2 separate regions of the Homo sapiens genome follow, and region 1 is linked to region 2. Evidence: chromatin contacts called from ENCODE Hi-C data. All regions are on one chromosome and are shown on one strand. Each heading gives the region's core, a stretch centred on a gene start or an enhancer-like site at or near the end of the contact. The rest is flanking DNA. Distances are from core to core; before and after follow the strand shown. Region 1 overlaps LINC00877 (long intergenic non-protein coding RNA 877). Region 2 overlaps FOXP1 (forkhead box P1).

Region 1 (3,957 bases), core at 62-2,561, 690 kb after region 2:
TTATGTCTATCTCAACTGCATTGACCCATTCTTAAAAACTCCCAACCCATTACAGCAATCAACCTGAATCCAAAATCTCATCTAAGTCTTATCAGGTCAAAAGTTTCATTTCTCATCACATAAATCATCGAATATAGGCATGGGTGAAGCTCTGGGTATAGTCCAGTGTGTGGCACAATTTCTCTCTATCTGTGGACCTATGAAGCTAGCAAAGAAATTATCTGCTCCCAAAATACAAAATGAAACACACTCCACCAGGGTAACAGCACTCCCATTCAAAACGAGAGAAGAAGGAAAGAAAAAAAAGAGTCCCTGGTCCCAAATGTTTTCTAAATCCAACCAGAAAAACTCCATTAGGTTTCAAGGCATGGCTCTCAGCTCTGCCTTCAGAGCCTATAAGGTCTGCTCTCACAGTCATCTTTCCTTCTTCATAAAGGGTAATACTTGTTTGCAGCTGTAGTTTCACCCACCTGTTTCCTGTCTGTAGAATTTTGGTGATCTGACAACCTTCTTTCATTTTGTTCTCTCTGTCCCTTTCAGGTCAAGCTGGCAGTGTTTTGGGGCACATACCATTCTTAAAAGCCTTGTGAGTTTCCTGCATATGTCACATGGACTCACTCCATTTGACCATCAGGCCAAATCAAACCTATTGCCTCTTTTTGTAAATGAAGTTTTATTGCAACACAGACACACCTACCTGTTCATTTACATATTGTTGATGGCTATTTACATGATATAACAGAGTGAAGGGTTGCAACAGAGACAGTGTGGCTCAAAAGCTGAGACTATTTACTATCTAACCCTTTTCAGAAAATGTTTGCTGATGACTGGCCCAGAGCCAAAACCCAAATAAGTAGTAGCGTTTAAACAAATGACAGGCTTGGGTGGGTTGCAAAAGCGGGGCCGCTTGGAGGTAGTGAATATTTCAGATGTTGTGCGGGAGGTGTGAGGAGAAAAGTGAGAAGCGGTGAGGGACGAAGGAAGAGGAAGTGAGAGCCATGGACTTCAGAAGTAAACTTGAACTTCTTGGCAAGTTACCTTGGAAGCCTGGGGCCAGGGTCATTAAGCAGCAAGATTACCATGAAGGAAAAGAGTGAACCAAAAGAAAGTAAGGGGAGAAATTCAAACTGGGCTCAATTGTGACAGAAAAGAAAAATCACACCTAGAGCAGTACACTGAGTCCCTTAGTATGCAAGAACCACATTGCCTCCTCCTCATCCTCCCTCTGAAAAGAAGCCCGCTGTGCACACCTATGGGACAGCCTTTGCTTAATTCTATGTGCCAGCGGCAGCTTCCCAGTAAGCCTTCTCCCCTTTGCTTTTGCTCCGTGGAAATGAGAACACGCCAAGGGTGACGTTTGTGTGTGGGTTTTGGCGCTTTCACAAAAAGCTTCATTAGCCTTATTTAGAATATGATTGCTCCTTCAATCCCTGTGCATAAATGGATTTCAGGTGACCATGCCTGTCACAGGCCCCTGCTCGCCTGGTTACTGGCTTGAGGTATTCTTTGGTTTAAACAAAGCAGGACAAATAAAGAGCAAAGACCCACTCAGGGCCCTAGATGTTCATAGAAACTGATTTCCCCTTAAAAAAACAGCTCACTGTGGGAGTTGTAAATAGGAAGAAATGAACCATTTAAGAGAGTCTTTGAGACTACTGCCTGTTGGAATGGAACCAGTTTGGGGTTTGGGGTGGAGGTGGCATGTCAAATTTGTGGTTACTTCCTAAACACACACAAACTGTTTCAATATCTGATTTGAATATGCTACAACTGCCCCCTGCCAAAACCCTGCCCAGCAGTCTTTCTCCCCACAAACAGCTAAGCCAAGAACCCCAGGACAATTTGCTGTCTGTGCTGATAGACTATCTGGGGTTTCTAAAGCAGGCGATGTATTCTATTTCAGGAAATCAGACCAAATAAAAATCATTCCAATTAAAAAGTGCCACTGGGCAAGTAGAACAGCAAGTGCCCACCTCACACAAAACAGACCAACCACAAAGTGCAGGCTTTCATATATGTTGTTGATGGCAGAGTCACTGCCTTAGAGCCTCGAGTTTATTCAATGGGATAAAAGTTGCCTGGTAAATTGGGCTGAGAGGATTTTTTCCCAGAAGGCCATCACAAGGCATTTTGATGTACTTATCATTTACAAGAGCCTAGAGGAATCTAAAAGTGATTTTGATTTCAAATACTATAGAACCCAGTTATTATATAGCTTATTAATACTGAGCTTCAAATAACCATCAGATATATTCTGAGACACACACATATGCACACACATACACATACACACACATACACACACACACACCCTCTGTACAGGCTTGTAATATGAGGCCTGTGATGGTGATGTCTCATGTTATTTAGGGAGTCGGGTTCTAAATTTCTACAAAGATGAAAATTGTGTACAGTTAAAGGTGCATTTGGAAAATCCCTTCAAATGCCCACTAGCACAGTGAGGTGCTTGCACCGTGAGAGGTAGGAAGTAAATCTGATTACTTCAGCTCTCACATGCCCCTTGCAGGTGAGGATGGGCAGAACCAACACCATGTCAGCCCTCTTTTTCACTCTTCTTGCTGAGGGCATGGAGATGAATTCACTTTAGTTAACTGTATAGGTTATATAATTTCACCTTGATCAGCTCACCCCCAGGAGGGTTAGTCCTGTCTACAAATACAAAAGCCACTCGTGTCTTTTTTGTAGGAAAAATTCCTCACTACCTGGTAAGGAAGACCCTCCATTGTCTCAGCCACTAAAAACACTCCCAGTGTCTTCCATCCCTTTTTCTTCCCCTTTCTCTCCTAAAAAGACTGACTTTGGCTTTTGAAAATTGGTTAAACCTTCTCTCTCTCCCTCTTTTCTCTCTTTCTCATTAGCATTTCTAAGTGTAATGTTCAAAGCTTCCAATGGGGACAATGCCCTGAAATTTCAGACAGCTCCAAAGGACTCCTTCCCACGCTGATGTAGGCACTTGAGTTTTGAATTAGCAATTTCCCAGCACAACCTGAATTCTAGAAGTTAGGTTACAAGTGGATTGATGAACTTTATTATTCAGACCTTTTCAGTTAAAAGTGCCAGAAACCAACTCAAAGCTTAAGTAAAATGGGGAAGTTTTTTTGACTCATGCGAGTGAAAATTTGAATGTGGTATTAGCCTTGGGATGCTAGTGAATCGAATGACAAGGATCTCTTTTCCCTCCCCTTGCCTTCCTCTTTTCCACTGTCCCTTCCTCCCTCCCCATCTCTTCTTCCTTCCTTTCCCCCTTTCTCCCTCCCCTGCATAGACTTAGCTTCTCTTTTCTCTGTAGGTTGGGGCTGATTCCCTCTTACAAGAGGACTCCATTCATTTATGGGGTTGGGTGAACTGCATCCTTCACTCACATCATCACATCTTAGGGCCGTCCAAGGAAACAGTGATTTCTCTCTTCTGGTGCCCAAAGGTGTGTCAACAAAAAGAGTCAAACTCTGTAAAATATTTGAAGAGATTTATTCTAGCCAAACATGAGTGACCAATGGCCTGTGACACAACCCTCAGGAGATCCTGAGAACATGTGCCCAAGGTGGTTGAGCTACAACTTGGTTTTCTACATTTTAGGGAGACATAAGAAGATCAATCAATACATGTAAGATGTGTATTGGTTCGGTCTGGAATGGCAGGACAACTGGAAGCGGGGGCGCTCACAGGTCATAGGCAGATTCAGAGACTTTTTGATTGGCATTTGGTTGAAAGAGTTATTATCTAAAGACCTGGGATCAACAGAAGGAATGTCTGGGTTGTGATAAGGCATTGTAGACACCAAGGTTTATCATGTAGATGAAGCCTCAGGTGGCAGGCTGCAGACAGAATAGATTGTAAATGTTTCTTATCACACTTAAAACGTCTGTTCTATCAGTCTTAAGGTTGAGTTGATGTTAATGCTGGTCAGGTGAGCCTGAATTCCAAAAGGGGAGGACGGTT
Region 2 (3,733 bases), core at 773-3,272:
AAACCAAAGGCAGAAAGCTCTGCCAAAGCAAATATCCTTACTGCAAGGCTTCTGCTTAAAAGGTCCTGCAAGTTACAGTTGTGCCTCATGGATGGGCGTCAGTAAGGATGTGTGTGTGTGTGGTGGGGAGGGGGGTTGGGGGGGGCAGTCAAGAATTCTATAGGAAGAGAAAAACAATCCAAGTCTCCAAAAAGCGAAAGGTTTATTCCATGATGACATTCTGTTCCAGTTTCAAGTAAACAAAGGCCAACTTCTTGCAGACATGGCAACTTCTTGCAGACGTGGCCCAAGTTAAAAACGGTTAAATAAGAAAGATTTTAAAAGTTCCTTTGTGCATGCTGCTTTGAAATAAACAGTTCAAATTCTTGTGCAGTGCCGTGTAGTCAGGAAGAGATGAGCCCCCCATCTGAGACAAGCCTCACGTTATCAAACTCTGCCCTCCCCAGGCCTGGCCTGTTGCAAATCCAGAATTAAACACTGTTAATTATTTGCAGGCAAAATCCTTTTCAAAGTAAAAAATCAAATTGTTTGTTCAAAAACTCCTGCTCCATCTAAGTTCCCCCTCCCGCTGAACATCATTACTTCAAAGAGCTCACAAAAATGTCATGGCCTCCAAACATGTATATGAAGGAAATGATGAATCTGTATGAATGGAAGATCTAAGTATTCTCCACTTGTAATAATAACACTCACCTAAAACAAAAATATCACATATTTCCAATTCTAGATTGGACTTTGTCAGGTTTCAATATTAAGAGTCAATTTTATTGACTTCCTCCAGTTTAAATTTAGAAATCTTTTTCTTACTGTCTTAACCACCCATGCCTACTTGCCCCCACTACAAAAAGTTTCATGGTTTAGACATAGGTTGAAAAATCTGCCTAACTAAATAAACAAAGACTGCCTTTCTTTCCAAATAAAAATGAGTTTAAGAATTTGCCTACTGTTCCCCCAAGACACAATCATATAGCAAATTCTCCCACCTCCAAAATGATTGATGTGATGTCTTTCCTTTCTTTCATCATTCCCTACCTTGTCTGGTCGCTGGTGAAAACCAGGAAGCCACAGACACACACTTCGGTCTTTCGCTTGTGCGGGCCTCAATTCTCCAATGCCAGGTTGCTGCCAATGTCCTTGCAGCCAATGGTAAACAGGCCACAAGGTTCAAGTTAACTGCGGAGCGTTACTACACTGAACATCTGGTCATGAATGAACGGATTGCCCACTAACTCTCAGCATTGGGCAGCTGATGAAAAATTCAACATTTTCCTTGTTGGCACAGTTGTTTTGGAGAATTCTCTAGAGCTTCCTGAATTATATTAAGAAAATTTCACTGCAGCAATCTATATCTGTGAGAACAGCTGGTGTTGAAAGGGATCTGCTGCTCTCTCTCTGTGCTGGGGGACCTCATGTTGGATCAGGACACTTTTACTACATTTGTCCTTGAAAACTTAGCCTTCGTTCAGGGGTACAGGGTAAAGCAGGAAAGACAGCTCACGGATGCTGGATTCCACACAGACGAACATCTTAATTCAGAGTGAAAAATCTATTACTCAGTGAAGAAGGCATTAAGATCAAAACAGTTCATTAGAAATAGACCTGTCTCTGAATTTTCTTTAGAAAACATATCTAATCAAAATTATCGTTGGGTTATGATATCAGATTGGTCCTATCAGCATGGCACATTTCCTAAAGATTTTCAGTAGAAAATAATAGTCCTTTATAAAACTCAACTAGATGCAATGTGTCCAAACATTACTTTTTCACCACATAACTGATTTTAAACTCAGCAAAGTGTTTTATTAAACCTAAGGGTGAAACAATTAGAGCAAATCTGATGTAATATGTTACATTATACTCAGCACTGGAAGAGGTCACAGTGACAGAGGTGTCTGAGGCTTAAGAAAAGAAATTCTCTAAAAATATAACAGTCGCGTTTAAAGAAATTAACTTGTTAATGGATATATGTGATATATTACTATTCTTTTTGTTTAAAAAAAAGGAAGTGGTAAACTTAAGTCAAGCTAAATTTAGGCTATTATCTATGCAGCATAAATTTCACTTCTGTGTATAAATGCTAACTTGCATATTTCTCCATGGTAACTAAACTATGATTAAAACAACAGTGAAACCAGCCTTTAAAGCCACCTGTTTAACTAGGAACAACCTAATTTACAAAAATACTTAAACTTTGGAAATTTCATGGGCATCTATATCGTGCTCTTCCCAGTAGAAAGCTCACTTTTCCATGAACATATAATTGCAATGCACTTGGCCTAGGTCGCAATCATTCTTTTTTTAACTAGTGTAATTTTTTTCATGTATTGTTCACGCTAACCTAAGTGGTATTTAAGATTGTAAAGAATAAGACTGTAATAACTCTTTCCAAGAAGAAAGTTATTTTACCGTTTGGAAGGGATTAATTTACCTAGAAAGTATCTTCACATTTTACAAAAAGAACAAATGAAAAAAGTGAGAAAATTCCAAACTGAAATGACTCTTTGAGATGGCAAGCCACATTCAAACTAATTTTTTTATTGAGATAGCCTGATAATTTACTAATGAAGAAATGGGCTATTTTATTGGTGAAATTAAAGAAATAATTATAATATGCCCAAGAATAATAAAAATGTAGGTATAAGCAATATTTTCTTATTTAATTATAAAACATAAAAGTAGGTTTGAATGTGAATCATTTTGAAACCTTAGAATTGGGTTTAGAATTTAAATACTGAAAACCCCATGAAGTTGAAGCATAATCATAATAGGTCAGGTTTGGTGTGAAAATCATGACTCATATTCATGACACATATTCAGAAATGCCTCATACTAAAACTTTATTATAATCAAAAATTGATCCTCAGTTTTTTTTTGTCTCCTGGTCTTTACATGATGTAATGTCTAAGACCACATTTCACACTGTTAAGTAATGATGACTATAGAAGACTCATAATAAAAAAAAAACTCATAAAATGTCACAATTTATAATTTTATGTATACTTGCCTCTCTAATATCATGTACATTTACGCAGTGGATGCTAATTAGATAACAACGGTATTACTATAATGTCTATAAAACCTGCCTTTAAAACCAAATTCCGTTAAAAATAGTCTTTTCAAGCTGACATAGCCCATTTCCAGGGTCATATTTAAAATAATTAGCACCATTGCTAGTAAATGTTCTAATAAAACTTGAAAATGATTTCTAAGCAAAATGCAAAATTCTCTAAACTTAACAAGAAAGTCTTCCAGTAATCTGAGATAATCTTTTGAAAGGGTGTCTGTGAAATCAAAGCAGTTTTAACATTTTAAAGTTCAGAATCTCTAGGGCCACTTACATGGCTCCTGAAAACTACTCTTGGAGAACCTGACCTATGGACTCTCTCATCCCATCTGATTCTTTTTCATTTTTTAAATTTTTTGTAGAGATGGGATCTCACTGTGTTGCCCAGGCTGGTGTTGAACTCCTGGGCTCAAGTGATCCTCCAGCCTCGGCCTCCCAAAGTGTTGGGGTTACAGGCATGAGCCACTGCACTCAGCCCCATATACTTCTTTGACACATACAAATGTCTGCGGAGCAGAGCAAGAGTTTCTGAGAAGCACATGGAAACAAAAGCCAACTATGCCTGCATCAACAATGTCCACTAAAAGAGCCCCAATTTCCAGAAGAGTCACCAGCTCCCAAAGAGCAGAATGTAAATTGTTCATATGCACCAGCCCAACTCCAAGGCAA

What was found. Hi-C counts contacts between places; a loop is a spot of excess contacts on that map. Pooled maps may share reads with other maps.
Region 1: a map with no recorded cell type shows a loop between it and region 2 (17-fold over the local background). The contact joins two enhancer-like sites. A Hi-C loop is called at or near these places in 5 of 37 single-sample maps with no recorded cell type and 4 of 50 pooled maps.

What each region holds. Positions count from the first base shown.
Region 1 is chr3:72,077,185-72,081,141 of GRCh38, forward strand. The region is part of intron 2 of LINC00877 (long intergenic non-protein coding RNA 877); the gene reads right to left. Among named protein-coding and RNA genes, the nearest start is that of LINC00877, 21 kb to the right of the region's middle. RefSeq lists enhancers at 1,015-1,104, 1,175-1,304, 1,425-1,474. Within about 2 kb of position 1,312, at least 3 of the 41 ENCODE cell types and tissues checked have a DNase peak (open chromatin) inside an H3K27ac peak, as active enhancers do.
Region 2 is chr3:71,390,454-71,394,186 of GRCh38, forward strand. All of the region lies in intron 3 of FOXP1 (forkhead box P1), which reads right to left. Among named protein-coding and RNA genes, the nearest start is that of FOXP1-AS1, 100 kb to the left of the region's middle. RefSeq lists a silencer at 1-119 and an enhancer at 1,800-1,879. Within about 2 kb of position 2,023, at least 4 of the 41 ENCODE cell types and tissues checked have a DNase peak (open chromatin) inside an H3K27ac peak, as active enhancers do.